Linked DNA regions of Mus musculus: region 1 is linked to region 2. A link is a loop called in an ENCODE intact Hi-C map of the cell type or tissue named here. Cell type or tissue: left cerebral cortex. All regions are shown on one strand. Links, peaks and the distances in the headings refer to the core of each region. The heading gives the core; the rest is flanking DNA.

The links. Peaks named below come from ENCODE experiments on the same cell type or tissue, not always from the same donor. Only the 100,000 strongest peaks of a DNase experiment are listed, where the experiment ranks them.
Region 1: it touches region 2 in a loop (12-fold over the local background); 3 of 42 quality-filtered maps call a loop at or near these places.

The regions. Positions count from the first base shown.
Region 1 is chr12:14,145,783-14,154,112 of GRCm38, reverse strand. Lratd1 (LRAT domain containing 1) reads left to right here and starts at 2,075. Exons shown (of 2, transcript NM_029007.2): 1 at 2,075-2,291; 2 at 3,353-6,515. The coding sequence starts at 3,389. The coding sequence ends at 4,267. In left cerebral cortex, for the core only: CTCF peaks have their summits at 2,916, 3,122 and 3,959 (motif pointing left); DNase peaks (open chromatin) are centred at 4,643, 5,094, 5,814, 6,579 and 5 more places; H3K4me3 peaks cover 5,323 bases; H3K27ac peaks cover 3,472 bases.
Region 2 is chr12:13,856,686-13,865,015 of GRCm38, reverse strand. No RefSeq gene overlaps it. Among named protein-coding and RNA genes, the nearest start is that of Gm35890, 190 kb to the right of the region's middle. In left cerebral cortex, for the core only: CTCF peaks have their summits at 1,271 and 3,729; DNase peaks (open chromatin) are centred at 2,788, 3,544, 4,003 and 4,738; H3K27ac peaks cover 1,213 bases.

The DNA.
Region 1 (8,330 bases), core at 326-8,325, 290 kb before region 2:
AGCCAGATAGAAAGACACAGAGAGACACATAGAAAGAGAGAGATAGACAGAGACAGAGAGATAGAGACACAGAGAGAACTGGGGGTGGCCTGTTTTTTTCAAAGCCCACCCACAGAGACATAGCTCTTCCATCCTGGCCACACTTCCTAATCCTTCTCAGAGTTCATCAATAATGACCAAGCATACCATTCCCATTCAAACCACTAATTGGACACTGGCCAATTTTCTAAATTAATTTAAGTAAATACTATACAGATGACTGATTTAAAACCAGTCTTTTTTCAGCAATACTTATCAAGTCTCTACTTTGATAAATCACTGCCCTTGCATGCTATGAAGGCAGACAACATTCGTGAAAATAATACAAACCTGAAGAGAAGGTGGAGGCTATGTACCTTGTAAAGAATCAGGCAGACAGCTCAGCACAGAAAGGTTGACACATTCTATGAACTTAGGCCCAATAACTAAAGTACTTGAAACACTTGCTTTTGTTGTTGCTGTTTTTCACACTGTGAAAACAAGATTTAGTCTATCAGCAAACACTGTAATTTATATAAAAAGTAAACTTTCTATGAACTTTGAGGAGGTTGTTGTTGCTGACTGACCCCAGGATATTTCCTTATTTGCTACAAAGCAGATTTTAGTGACTACCCTATAAAGGTCTGGGGGTTAAATTGCCTACTTGAACCTCTAAACACAGGGATGGTGGCCACTGTGGTCAATTTTCCTTTTGGTTACTACTGAAGCTCATTCTCTGTCAGTCATTGCCAGGGGGCCCAGAACTCAGCGGCATAGTCTGCAAGCCTAAGGCACACGTGTGCTTCAGGTTTGTAATGAAATGAAGTGGTCTGAGTTTGAATTATGGTCAACAGCTCCCAGAAGGGAAAGGAAGGGGCTATGGGGAAGGATGAGAGAGAGGAGGAGGGTGAAAGGAAGAGGGAAAGGGGAAGGAACATGGGGGAGGGGGGCGAAGAGAGAGAGACAGACAGACAGACAGACAGACACACAGACAGACAGACAATCATCTCAGAAGCCCTTCAGTGTAAAAGTGACATTAAAACCTGACCCAGAAACTCTAAGAACTCTTCCAAAGTTTAAGGCAGAAAAGTTTAGAAACTGTCTAGAATTTCCTTTTACGGAAGAAAGTCACTTTGTATCATCCAGTGTCCCTAGTGCGTTCATTCACTGAGTTCCCATCCTTAAGGACTAATGGACACTTTATCACACACACAAAACCAAACATGATTCCCTTAATTAGGACAGTTTTGGAATTGGGAAACACTTCTGTGCACTAATATCAGCTAGCATTTGAGATTCAGCCCTCTCACGGGAAACGGGAGGTTGAAGACAAAGGAACATTCAGAGAAGGTGCCAGCCAAAGCTCAGACTTTCTGGAAGCCTTTGACACCTACATGGTTCTCCTTTTAAAACCAGGCGCCGGCAATGGCGCTGGGTCAGCACTTTCACTTGGCTCAAAGGACAGGCGCTGAGCACCATCATGCAATTTCTAAGGCGGCTGTGACTGACAGGAACAGAAGCAACTGTGCGACAGCCGGGAGCCAAGCAAGACTCCGAAGTCCCATCAAAGCAACCTCAAATACGCGGTTCCTGGTTCCTAGCCACTCACAATGCCTTGGCCACGCAGAGCGTTCTTTTTTTTTTTTTTTCTTTCTTTCTTCTTCTTCTTTTTTTTTTTTTTTTTTTTCCACCCCCAAACTCAGTTTTCCTTCTGGAATCTGTCCTCTTATAATACAGAACACGAACGCGGGCGGACTGTGTTCTCAGTTACTAGGGACTCGGTTGCAAAGGAGCAGCTGGGTGTACTAGCCACGCCCCTCTTATGCTCCCCACGGGTGCTCACACCTACGCTCCCAATGCGTTGAGGCTGGGGAATGCTGGGGGCTGGGCAGGGCGGAGCACAAAGGAAACCCGCCCCTGATTCCACCCCCAGCCGAGATTGGCAGGGCTCGGGGACGAGTCCTAGCCAATGGGCGCGTTCCGGGGCGGGCCTGGAAAACGGCTGTTCAAGGGATTTAAGAGTCGTCCGCGCGGCTGTAGGAAAGCGGAGTGGAGCCAGGACTTGCCAGGTGGAGCAGACGCCCAAGCCAGCGTAGACACGGAGCGCATCCGCACCGCTCTGGGTACCTCACCTCACTGCTCGTCTCCGGATAGATCGGAACCGCAGTCCCACGCGACTCCAGGACCCACTCGCCACTGCCGCCTCCACAGCACCCATGGGGACCTGGAGACTTTAAAAGGAGTTTGGGGTTTCGGGCGCAGGGAAATCACGGGTACGGAAAAGCCGCTTTCTTTGCCTTAAAAAATGGTTTTTCTTCGTCCGATTGTGTGAATTGTGTGCTGGGTTGAAGAGAGGGGCTCTTCGGGTTGAAAGTAGACGTCTTCACACACACACACACACACACACACACACACACACACACACACACACACACACCACTAATACTCACCATGGGTTTCGCCTTGCCTCCCCTGTCTCTTTGTTAGGTTATTTTAGACAGAGCAGCCTCGCCCTGGCGCAGTCCGATTGGCTCTATGAAAAAGGCAAGCAAGGAGAGGGCAGAGTGCACCTGCCTGCGTGGGCAGGTGTGTCCCAGTGCTTGAGAGTACGCGCATTGACAAGTGTGCAGGCGTTCGTCCGGAATTGTGTAGGAATTGGGGGTAGATGGTGCCAATGTGTGGTCTCCAAGATGTTTCATTGTGGGTGTATGACATTAGCATTGTGGGTGTATGTACCAGGCTGTCAGTGCCTGGACTCCAAGTGTGCAAAATGCTGATGGCAAGTGAATGCCTGCAAACGAGTCTTGCCCTTGTGAAAGAAGCTGTCGGGGATCGGGTGTGACCCAGTCCAAAACGAGTAGGTGGGCTACAAAGGATGGCGACCACAATGTGAGCTCAGCTTGCTGTATTTCGGGCCTTGGGGCTTCTCTTGACACCCTCCCTTCCTTCTGGGTATATCACCAATCTGCCACAACCTGCGCTCTCTTCGCCCACTTGAACCTTACATGCTCTCTAGCCCGCCTGTGGTTTCTACTGTGGAAGTTACCGGGCAGGGTTCCTGGGCAGAGTCAGAGGCTGGCTGAGCTGGTATGCTGTCTATTCTGGCCCTGAGACTGGTGCCTTTTTCTGTGCCCCCCCTTTTTTCTTTTCTTTCTTTCTTTTTTTTTCCCCCCCTTTTAACCCCAGGTCGGATCTGCAAAGTTGGCTGTCGCAGGCGACTCAGTGCCGGTGGTCAGGCAAGCTGCAGGCCCCTGGGGAACTGAACGCCTTGGGGAAGGGACACCAGGAGGGTCAACCCGGACTCTGATGGTGTCTATCCTCTCTCCCTCGGCAGATCTCAGTTGCTGGCCCTGGCCTCGCCGCGTCATTGATGGGCAACCAACTGGACCGCATCACCCACCTCAACTACAGCGAGTTGCCCACTGGGGACCCATCTGGGATTGAGAAGGACGAGCTGCGAGTCGGGGTTGCCTACTTCTTCTCGGATGAGGAGGAGGACCTGGACGAACGCGGGCAGCCGGACAAGTTTGGTGTGAAGGGCCCCCCAGGTTGCAGCCCTTGCCCAGAGAGCCCCAGCCGCCACCACCACCACCTGCTGCACCAGCTCGTCCTCAACGAGACTCAGTTCTCCGCCTTCCGGGGCCAGGAATGCATCTTTTCCAAAGTGACCGGCGGCCCTCAGGGCGCCGACTTGAGTGTCTACGCGGTCACTGCGCTGCCGGCGATCTGCGAGCCAGGCGACCTGCTAGAGCTCTTGTGGCTACAGCCGGCGACCGAGCAGCCCGCGCCAGCCCCTCACTGGGCCGTCTACGTGGGCGGCGGGCAGATCATCCACCTGCACCAAGGCGAGATCCGCCAGGACAGCCTGTACCAGGCGGGCGCGGCCAACGTGGGCCGGGTGGTGAATAGCTGGTACCGCTACCGCCCGCTGGTGGCCGAGCTAGTGGTGCAGAACGCCTGTGGCCACCTGGGCCTCAAGAGCGAGGAGATCTGCTGGACGAACTCCGAGAGCTTCGCTGCCTGGTGCCGCTTTGGAAAGCGCGAGTTCAAGGCTGGCGGGGAGGTCCCCGCAGGAACGCAGCCGCCGCAACAGCAGTATTATCTCAAAGTGCATCTGGAGGAGAACAAAGTCCACACGGCCCGGTTCCACAGCCTGGAGGACCTCATCCGCGAGAAGCGTCGCATAGACGCCAGTGGCCGCCTGCGAGTGCTGCAGGAGCTTGAGGACTTTGTGGACGACAAGGAGTAGCCTCAGAGGGGCAGCTCGGCGTGCCAGTTCCCACGCCCGGAGTTCCCTTTCGGTCCCCGCAGTTCTGCACCCCATGTTCCCCTAACGCGCCCGCCCAGGGCCAGCGGCTGGAAGCTTCGGGAACTCACCACCACCCACCGCACTGGGCGGGAGCAGCTGCGCGCTCCTAAGACAACCCTGGTGTTGGTGATCATGCCAGGGTAATCCAGCCTGCGCCTCTGCCCTGGGTTGTGAAGGGAAAGAGGGAGTGGGCAAAAGGGGAGCAAGGACACTACCTTTCCAGGGAGCCAAGGGTCAGTGACTCTTCTGCAGACAGGGCAAATATCCTTAGTCACAGGGAACCGTCACCCACCACCCCCAGATGTGCACACACAAACCAGTCGGAGGTGAGAGTTGGTCTTTTCAGGACACAATTCAACTCCCGAATGGAGAGTGGATGTGCCCCCGGATATCAGAATTCCCATGAAACCGAGCCTGTCTCTGTACTTTGGAGCACTTCAGGGACTCCAGGTTACCCTGAGGCTGCCTGGAACTGTCTTGCAGCTCTCCAGCCCAGAGTCTCCTGACAAAGCATTCCAGGCTGAGCTAGATAGGATTGACTTCTCAGTTTGAGCAACTGGAAGCCGATGCCATTCCCGGCTTGACCGACACTTGCCAGAAGGAAAGCCTTCTGGGTCCCGGGAGGAAAATGGTTGAAGCACCTTTTTGGGAGAGGAGGGCCTGCTGGCTCCGGAAAAGGAGCTAATTCACCTGGCCTGTGGGCACTTGAACTTAGGAAGGAGGAGGCTTTTTGCTCGGAAGCCCTTGATTGCTTCCCTTCTCACTCAGAGTCCTGTATTCAGCGGGACTGAAGGAGAGGGAGGCAGGGAAGATCTACAACATTCCAGAAACCAGCATTAGGACAGCCTAGCCAGTGTCTTTAGTTTGGCTTTTCCTAACTAGAAGGCAGGAGGCAGGAGGCAGGTGGAGATTGTTTGTAAAATGAAACAGCAGTTTTCCAACGATATCAACAAAGCCTACAGTGTCGATGCTTCTCTTGATCATTTTTAGTAACATGCTAATGAAATTTCAAATTGAAATTTTTATTTTCATGGCTTTAATCCATGATAGCTTAAATACTGGGGGCCATTAGGAGTGGAATTTAGCTAAGACCTTAGCTGACATTGCTTTCACTCTGGTTTTTCTCAACTCTTATGAGAATTCTGTTTGGGGATATTATAATTATTCCTTTTTTTTTTTTTTTTCCTGGCTTTACAAAGTAGGCCTGCAATGGTGGAGCTGTTTATTAGTGTGTATATTGTACTGAATTTTTTCAGTTCAAGGGTCTGCTGCTTTGGTGAAAATTGCTAGCAAGTTCCATGAGGGTTCTTTTCTTCATTCTGTTTACCATCATCATCTCATCTTTGCATTCCCCCCTCTCCTCACCTCTTGATCCCCCTTGAAAGGAATTTAGAGTTCATGGGCTTTGGGGCCCGCTTTTGTAGCTTGTCCTGATGTTTATTTCTGAGAACAGGGAAGCGCTCTTAGAAGCAGGACAGAATGTGTGTCTTTCTAAACATGAAGGTTATGTGACGCTCCTTTCTTTGGGCAAGAGTTTGTGGATTTTTCTCCAAGGGGTACAACCCCAGCCTAACTGATCGTTACTTGATTCTTTGTGTTACACACACCTTGGAAGGTGCACAGTCTCTCATGAGGGAGTTTGTCAAATAATGATGTTTAGCTCATGGTTGCAAGCAATTGGATACTATGGTTTCATTGAACAGCAAACACTATGTCCAAAGCCACTTTCTTGGCATTTCAAAACTAATGCAATAAAAACTAGTAGAAGTTAGCAGGCAGGGAAATGCCATTTCCATGGTAAATGGTTTGTTTCTGTTTTCTGGGGATTTTTGTTGTTTTATTTTGTTTCATTTTGTTCTCATGCTGGATTCATTCTCTGATCTTGAGTCAAAAGGTCAAATCAATGAAATATGAACTAAAGTATTTTTCTGAAGCCAATCGAGTGATTTATTTTTTAAAACTGCTTATGTTTTTTCTTTCAGCACATACAACAGCAAAACTTTTGTAAACTTAACCTTTGCATGTATGGAGAACTGAAAGTCATTTATTTCTCTAACTTAGTCTTTTGGCAAATGACAGATTGATGACCATAAACCGAATTCTTTCTTGTGTCTACACACACCATATCCTTTCCTGTGTCCTACTACTGTATCTTGGCTCCCTGCTGAATTAAATACCATCCTAAGCACTGGTTCCAACAGGACTCCTTCTTGACACTGTGTCAATGAGTGGGCAAAAGAACTCATCAGTCTCTATCGCACCCAAAGCTGAATGATTTCTTTGATGGGATGTGTATGCTTTCGAAAAGGGCCATGCTAACAGGGGAGTGCTTCATAAGCTTTATACTTGCTGAAACCTGATGGCAATGAAAACCAGATTGGGATTTATAAATAGCATTTGTTCTTAGAGTGATCTACTGAGGTCTTGGTGGACGATGATACTTTTACAAATTCACAATAATAAAACATCGATAAAAAGGGGGGGGATTTGAAAGGGGGCTCTAAGGTTTGATATCCCTTTGTATGGGTCACTTGAGTTTTATTGTGGGCCAGTCCCATTTCTCTAGATCCTTATTGGTTACAGGAATTAAGCCATGAATCTTGTAACATTTGCAAAAGGACAATAAAGTAGCGTTCAGGGTTTTTTTTTTTTTTTTTTTTTTTTTTTTTTTTTTTTTTTTCCTGTCCTTGGGAGCTCTGTAGTAATTCCCATGATGTGAAGAGTGTGAAGCTGAACTCTGTTCAGCCCTTACCAGGGTAAAGGCCACCTCACCTTTTCTCCCCTGCTAAGAGTCGTATTTGAAAAGCAAACTACTACAGAGAGAGAGAGAGAGAGAGAGAAATTTAAAATGCAAATGAACTTAACTTACTTCATTAAGCAAGCAAACAAACAAAATGAGTAAGACATAGGAAAGGTGAGCTGGGCAGACACGTGAAAAATAAAGCCCTCCAATGCCAGTCCTTTCCAAGTGTGTTCTTTCCTTTGAAAAAGAAAGCCTATAGAAGTTGTATGTGCTGCACTAAAGCAATGCAAACAAGCAAAATCAACTGTATAAGTGAGCTGAATTGATAGGTATAAAATTTCTTCGGTATTTAACAATTTAAGTGAACTTTATGTCAGCATTTTCAAATGTAAAAGAATTACACACACTAATCTGCATTTAGAAAATATAACAGTTTACCAGACACAGAAGTAAGTTTGAAGCTCATGACTTTTTATTCATGTTTTCCCCATTCAGTATCATGTGTCTTTGACGAACACTTTTGTTTAAAAGTTGACATTTGTCAGAAAAGTATTTTATTGATATTTGCAAAATAATTAATTTCCTGAGTGTTCAATTTAGTCATCCTCCTGATCTTCCAGTATCCTCTAGTGATTGCATCTGTTTTACTTCCAGCATCTCTAAGAACTAAAAGACCAAGTCACCTAATATACAAGGTAAAGTCAAACTAAAGCAAAATTAATAACAAATTATACAATAATAATAATAAAAGGCCCCTAATTTTCTCTTATGTACATGCATGTCCTCAAAGCTCCCTGTTGCTGCTTTTTATCACTGTTGGTGCTATACATGGTGGAGCTATGGACCCTTCATGGCTTCCCTTACATTAAAGGAAGATATTGGCTTGTGTTTTTTTGGAGAGACCATTTGCCGCTTGAACAGAAGGCTACGGATGAAAACCCACAGGTTTCCAGGTGCTTTGAAATAGAGTTTCAGTTAGCTAAAATTTCACCTAAAACCCTCAGTTCATTTTCAGCAGTTTTAGCTGTTAGAAGAATACTGGTATGTACCTGTCTATAATAAGGTACATTTCCATATATAAGTTTCTGCCATTAGCTAGACATTTTATTCACACACACACACACACACACACACACACACACACACACACACACAGTTTTTTAAAGAGCAGATGGAAAGTGACTTAAGGTTTTAGAAAAAAAAAAAAAAAAAAAAAAAAAAAACAGGAGGCAGAATGTCCACGGGTTAACAGTTAACATA
Region 2 (8,330 bases), core at 249-8,248:
GTTGTTAAACAAACATTTTCGCCAAATGCTTTACCACCATAACTTTACTGAACTCTCAGAATTATCTATGAAATTTACAATGTCATTGTTACTTAATAAATAAGAAATTGAGTGTGGAAGAGCAAAGGAAGCTGTCCAAAAAGTCATGCCTGGTGAACATGTCAGACTAACCAGAGCCTGGAGCCCCATTCCCATGCCTACACCCCTCCCTTCATTCAGACGACAATTCTCACCTGGAATTCAGGTCTGGAGGGAAGCCAGAGAAAACCATGGCTACTCGATTTAACAAAACCTTGAGCTCTATCTACTTTTACTCAAATATCTATCTAAAATTATCATGGGAGCAAGAGTCAAATGTGTGGTATGAAAAGCACTGGACTCAGAACCAGGTAAGGTCAGCCCAAACACAGTCTCCAAGTTATAACTTCTGGGGAAATCACTTAACCATCATTACATTAAACCTACATTCTGCCCCTGTAGAATTGGACTGATATTTCCTTCCAGTGTCAGTATAAATTCAAGGAGTCTTTTAAAGTCCAACATCATATAATCAGCATTATGATCATTAGCACTCTAAAGGGGAGACAAAACTCACCTATGAAATCATTGCTTTCTTACAGTGGTTATTTTTGTTTGTTTCTTTGTTTTTTTTAATTATTGATCATTATTCTTCTTTTACTTGTTTTTACAATAGGTAAATTCTTTGTTTTCCTGCTCTCATGTTCTTAAAATCATGGAGCTGCATGGAACTTACATTCCTCCAGGCAGCTATCAGCCTTTCCCCTTTATTTATAAGCATTTTTTTCTCTTTTCCTTCAACAAACTTCTAAAGTTGTTATATATTTTTAACCTTTCTCAGAAAAACACATTCAGACATACACACCCCTTCTGCTATTGTTTGTTTTTATATTATTAATGCAAATATTTATCTAAACTATTTTTCTTAATAGTTTTTGTAATGTTTTTTCAGATGGCCAGTGATTCCAGTATAGGTTTGCTTGGTGTCTTACTTCTTTCAAAAACTATGTATTTCAGCCTATCACTTTTCCATGGGGTGTACACTTAGATGTCCTGTAAATACTGGAGGAAGTAGGACACTTTGTCTGCCATCTCTATGCTACTCATACTTTGCCTCCATAAACTGTTAACCCAGACTCTCTTGCTGAACCACATCCCATTGATATTGCTAATGGGAAGAAGTGGTAACAGGAAATCAAGAAAACACAAGAAATGAGATGTTCTAAACCCTGTCCCCCTCCTTGTGGCAGCTCCTGCAGTTGCAGGTGTCATTGTCTTCTCTAGAACATGCCTCTTCCTTGATTCCAACACAGCTACTTCTCCCAATACTTTTCTCACCTCTCCCCTTCAAGCTGGGTGTGTAAATTCTGGCTCAAAACTGCTAGTCTTTACAATATCCCTTAAATTTGTTTAAAAATCAGTAGATACTATTGACCTCTGTATCTATGGGCTCTATTGCCTTGGCTTCAAAAATCCCCAGGTTAAAATAATGTTCTAAAGTTGCCTTGTCAACTTTATATGCCCCAGTACAGGGGAATACCAGGGCCAAAAAGGGGGAGTGGGTGGGCAGGGGAGTGGGGGTGGGAGGATATGGGGGACTTTTGGTATAGCATTGGAAATGTAAATGAGTTAAATACCTAATAAAAAATGGAAAAAATAAATAAATAAATAAATAAATAATAAATTATAAAAAAAAAATAAAAATAAATAAATAAATAAATAAAGTTGCCTTGTCAGTGATGGAGAGTGTGGCATTAGAATGTGTCTCTACTATCCATGTTGCTTGTCTTATCACATTTCCATAACCAATACAGCATAACAACTAGCTATAACACAGTTATAACATTAAGTATTATATAGAAATGAGTTTAAGCATATAAGAAGATATGTGTAAGTACAATAAAAATATTAAACCAGAGCATCCTCAAGTTTGGTGTTTGGGGGAAGTCCTAGAATTAGTGATATAAAATTACTTAGAAGGTAGTTGTAGTTACTTTAATAAAGTGTTTATTTGGAGCACTTGAATGGAGGTCTATTTTCACTGGGACTGAGCTGTGTGACAAATTCCTTTTTCCATAAAGACTTTACTCATCTCAAAACTAATTTTCCCTTTTATCCAGCATCTAAAGATTACTTGGGAAAGTATGTCATGATTCCAAAATTTAAGACTATCTCATCTGTTATACTTAAGCTACCCTTAGCCTTGTGGGGACTAGAAAAATAAATCTTGGACATGCCTTACTCAAAACAAACAAACAAACAAAAAACAAAACAAACAAACAAACAAAAGAAAGTTTATGTTCCACAAACACAAGAAAGTAAACCAAGCAATAAGAGTATGTAGGATCCAGAAAACAGTGAATCCAACAGACAAAAAGTATGACTCTGATGGATAGAAGGTAAGTTCCCCCAATGCCAGAGATGAATCTAAAATGGAGCAGGAGTGCAGGCAACTGGAACAGGGCTGGGACCCATAGCTACTATGCTTGACTCCACTCAAACTTTAAGAATTAAGAATGGCTAACAGTCACTCCATAGCAAAGTAAGTGAAGGAAGAGTGGCATGATGAGCTCAAAGAAAAATTGAAAACTTGTATGAAAAAAAAAAGACACATAGAAAATTATATAGATCCTCTCTGAGCAGTGTTACATAAGACTAAAGAGATTAACAGTGAAGGTGGATTTAACACCAGCCTGGAATGTGTCACACTACGGCTAACAGAGGAGCAGGGCTGAGCACTATAGGCACAGAGAGGAGGCATGTGAGTGCTAAACCCTTTATTTCACACAAGAAATCCAATGTTCAAGCTGTCATTTAAAAGACAAAGCACGGTGTGGTGAGTATATTATATAGAAATATGGGAAGAAATACTAAAACAAGTATCCAATAGACTTGAAACAAGCCATTCTAGGAAGCAGTGTCTTAGGGCGTGGTGAAGGAGGGAAATGAAGAACTGTTGTGTGACTTTGGGGCTAGAAGCACTGTTTTGATTGTTATACTATGTAAATATTACTTTGGTAAGAAATTAGATGCTACAGAAAAGAAAACAAAAGCAAACAAGCAAATAAACAAAACCCCAAACCCCTCAACTCTCCTTTACCAGACAAACAAAAACAAAACAACACAGAGGTTCTAGAAAAAGTAGTTGTAGAAATCACTAATGGCGTAGTGTGGATGACAGGAATTGGCCTTCCCATCTCAATTGCAACAGTATAATGACTGGGGATTTCCCACACAGCTTTCCAGGACCTCTAAGGAGGGGGTTTGATCTGACCCTTAAAGGGGTTAGAAATCCTGCTTCCACTCAGCTAAGCCGCTGTGCTGGATGCTACTATCAATGCTCATTATATTCTCAATATCAACTTTTAAAATTTGATCATATAGTGCTTGAAATTAAAGAGCAGTTTTATTCTGTTTCTCATGGCAATATAATTTTTTCCTTAGTCATTCTCCTTCCTACACTCCTACACAGAACACATTTTCCTCAGCATTGTGGGGGCGGTTCACAGCATATATCTGGAAGCTCATCCCGAGCACAACAAACCAATTAGCTGCTAAGAAAAGCACCACAGAGTGCTCTTGCCATTTCTTTTGACTCAGATGTTGTATGTGAATCACAACTCATCACACAGGGGCTGTGTGACTGCGCATCAGGTCTGCAGCAGCTACAGCAGCCACTGCTTTCTTCCAGACCCCGCAGGGCCTCTGCCCGGATGTGGTGGTCCTCCAGACTGGCCCGACGGTCAGGAGAATCTTCAGACCATTGACAAGGTGGAGGACAGCATACCACAGTAAGCACCTGTCCTTCGCTGTACATGATGACACTGTGGACAGTGTATAAACATTTTACCTCAGAGGTCCTGCGTCTTTAGAAAACTTCACACAATACATGCACACAAAAATAAAAGGCTCAGAGATTTGCAAGCCCCTATTGGAAGCTTCTAGAAATTCAAGGATACACTTAGCAGCCTCTGTGGTAGTCAGAGGAATAGCTGGCTGGGGCCTTGGGAATCAAACACCATCAAATGCCTGGGTGTATCCTTTTTCCCATTATCCTCCACATGCAGAAATGGAGACCTCTGTGAAGGAAACTGCCCAGATGTTATTTTACTAGCAGTGACCCAGAATTGCTGTGCTCAGAACCTGGCTCCGGACAGCGCAGGGAGTCACAAAAGACCACTTGCTCTTAACCCGTCAGTTCAACAAACAAGAGTAAAAAAAGAAATGGGAATATATTTGATGCAAACATATTTGGAAGAGGGATAGAGAGGATCAGTGACACCCTCCCCCAACCCAACATCAATCTTTTGGTAATAAAATTTTAAGATTAGGTCCAAATAAAGAGTCAGGGTATTTATAACGAAGCAGTCTTTGTCAAGGTGCGGTCCCACCTATTATCCCAGCACAGTCTCTCCTACAAAGTGATATAACAAGTTGTCAGAGCTATGTGAAATCTCTTTTCCAGCAGATAGTTCCCCTTCAGGTTGATATGTTTTTTTTTTTTTTCTTCACTGCATGATACTCCTGGGAAACGATTGATTTGGGGGGTCCACTGTTCTGGTAGTCTGATAGTCAAGGCCAGTGGCACAAGTATATCACATGAATGTCTCCATTGCTGCCAGGGTGGCGAGCTTATGTCACCAGTGATGAAATGGAAACGGACGTCTGAATGCAAGCTCTTGTTTTCTCTGTTGCCTTTTCAGCCTCTCATACTTCCAGCCGCTTCCTACTTATGGAAACTAAAAATGGAGCCCATTCTGGAGAGTTATGGAGACGTTATCACGCTGCATTTTCCCCAGGGAAAGAAGTTTGATAAATTATTTAAATATCCACTTTTCTCCACTAAAATATACACTATGGTTTTTTTCTAAGTAAAATGTGGAAACACTTATTTTACCGAGCCATTTATATGCACCATCTTTCTTCTTAAGAGCATCTCTTCTCTCATATCCACTGCTTTGGAAACCCCGGGAGATGTAATGAGATATTGATTGCCCTCACTCTTGTCTCCACCCTAGTTTAATGATTCTACAACTTCAGAATAATTTTTGTTCAAGAGGCACAAATTCAGAAACAGCTACTACAATTTTTTAAGTTAGCATGTGACATTGGGCTCAAAATTACTTATAAGTATTTCAACACATCAGCTACTGGGTTTGTTTGTTTGCTTGCTTGTTTGCTTGCTTGCTTGCTTGCTTGGTTTTTATGTCTTCTACAAAAATGTTATAGAAAAAAAAAGAATGTTCCATTACTGTGGCTTGGGGACAATGGCTCAGTCAAAACCTTACTATGTGCAAGCATGAGAAGCTGAGTTCAAACCCCAAACCCCATATAAAACTCAGTATGTGGTGTTGTAATTCCAAGGTTGACCACTTGCCTACACACACACACACACACCAACACACACACACACACAATTGTTAGCCTCAAATGAGACTTCCAATACCCAAGATAGGTAAGCTACAATAAAATTGAAGTGTTTAAATTTTAGACTAGGGGCCTGAGGATATATCTCATTGGTAGAGTATCTATCAAGCACGTATAATGGGTTTCATCTCCCACACCACAAAATAAGAAATAAACATTGGCCCTTCCGGTCCCCACCAGCAATAGGGTAGCTTGTGCACGGAGTCTGCTCACACCTGCAAGCTACCCACAAGACCCTCCATGGGATCTTAAGACCTCTGGTGTGTGGAACCCAGCTGCTGATCCAATCCAATCGCACGGGACCTGAGACTGCATTAATTAGTGAAGCAGAAAACCAGGCCTGATCAAGGGCACAAGGCCCTTCTGATCCCGCCAGAACCAGGATACTTTGGGCACAGAGTATGCGGACACCCAAAAGGTATACACAGGACCCTCCACGGGATTTTAAGATCTCTGTGAGTGGACCAAAACATCTGCCAAGAGATATCTGGGCACCTTCCCTGCAAGAGGAGAGCTTACCTGCAGAGAGTACTCTGAACACTGAAAGTCAGGAGAGAGCTAGTATCCCAGGTCTACTAATAGAGGCTAACATAAACACCTGAGGAACAAGATCTAACCAGAGACGACTACAACAACTAATTCCAGAGATTACCAGATGGCGAAAGGCAAAAGTAAGAATCTTACTAACAGAAACCAAGACCACTCACCATCATCAGAACGCAGCACTCCCACCCCACCCAGTCCTGGGCACCCCAACACACCCGAAAAGATAGTCCCTGATTTAAAAGCATAACTCATGATGATGGTAGAGGACACCAAGAAGGATTTTAATAACTCACTTAAAGACAGGAGAACACTGCTAGGACCTTAAAGAGGAAGCACAAAAATACCTTAAAGAATTGCAGAAAAACATGACCAAACAGGTGATGGAATTGAATAAAACCATCCAAGACCTAAAAAGGGAAGTAGACACAATAAAGAAAACCCAAAGTGAGAAAACGCTGAAGATGGAAAACTTAGGAAAGAAATCTGGAACCATACATGCAAGCATCAGCAACAGAATACAAGAGATAAAAGAGAGAATCTCAGGTGCAGAAGATTCCATAGAGAACATCGGCACAACAATCAAAGAAAATACAAAATGCAAAAATATCCTGACTCAAAACATCCAGGAAATCCAGGACACAATGAGAAGACCAAACCTATGGATAATAGGAGCAGATGAGAATGAAAAATTTCAACTTAAAGGGCCAGCAAATATCTTCAACAAAATTATAGAAGAAAACTTCCCAAACCTAGAGAAAGAGATGCCCATGAACATACAAGAAGCCTACAGAACTCCAAATAGACTGGACCAGAAAAGAAATTCCTCCTGACACATAATAATCAGAACAACAAATGCACAAAATAAAGATAGAATATTAAAAGCAGTAAGGGAAAAAGGTCAAGTAACATATGAAGGCAGGCCTATCAGAATGACACCAGACTTCTCACCAGAGACTATGAAAGTCAGAAGATCCTGGACAGATGTTATACAGACCCTAATAGAACACGAATGCCAGCCCAGGCTATTATACCCAGCAAAACTCTCAATTATGATAGATGAAGAAACCAAAGTATTGCAGGACAAAACAAAATTCACACATTATCTTTCCAAGAATACAGCTCTTCAAAGGATAATAACAGGAAAAAAAAAAACAATACAAGGACGGAAACCACACCCTAGAAAAAGCAAGAAACTAATCCCTCAACAAACCAAAAAGAAGACAGCCACGAGAACAGAATGCCAACTCTAAAAACAAAAATAATAGGAAGCAACAATTACTTTTCCTTAATATCTCTTAATATCAATGGACTCAATTCCCCAATAAAAAAGACATAGACTAACAGACTGACTACACAAACAGGACCCAACATTCTGCTGCTTACAGGAAACCCATCTCAGGGAAAAAGACAGACACTACCTCAGAGTGAAAGTCTGGAAAACAATTTTCCAAGCAAATGGTCTGAAGAAACAAGCTGGAGTAGCCATTATAATATCGAATAAAATTGACTTCTAAACCCAAAGTTATCAAAAAAGACAAGGAGGGACACTTCATACTCATCAAAGGTAAAATCCTCCAAGAGGAATTCTCAATTCGGAATATCTATGCTCCAAATGCAAGGGCAGCCACATTCATTAAAGATACTTTAGTAAAGCTCAAAGCACATATTGCACCTCACACAATAATAGTGGTAGACTTCAACACACCACTTTTATCAATGGACAGATCATGGAAACAGAAACTAAACAGGGACACAGTGAAACTAACAGAAGTGATGAAACAAATGTACTTAACAGATAACTACAGAACATTTTATCCTAAAACAAAAGGATATACCTTCTTCTCAGCACCTCATGGTACCTTCTCCAAAACTGACCATATAATTGGTCACAAAACAGGCCTCAACAGATACAAAAATATTGAAATCTTCCCATGCATTCCATCAGACCACCATGGCCTGAGGCTGATCTTCAATAACAACATAAATAATGGAAAGCCAACATTCACGTGGAAAATGAACAACACTCCTCTCAATGATACCTTGGTCAAGGAAGGAATAAAGAAAGAAATTAAATACTTTTTAGAGTTTAATGAAAATGAAGCCACAACATACCCAAACTTATAGGACACTATGAAAGCATTTGTAAGAGGGAAGCTCATAGCTCTGAGTACCTCCAAAAAGAAACTAGAGAGCACACATTAGCAGCTTGACAGCACACCTAAAAGCTCTAGAAAGAAAGGAAGCAAATTCACCCAAGAGGAGTACACATCAGGAAATAATCAAACTCAGGGGCTAAATCACCCAAGTGGAAACAAGAGGAACTATTCAAAGAATCAACC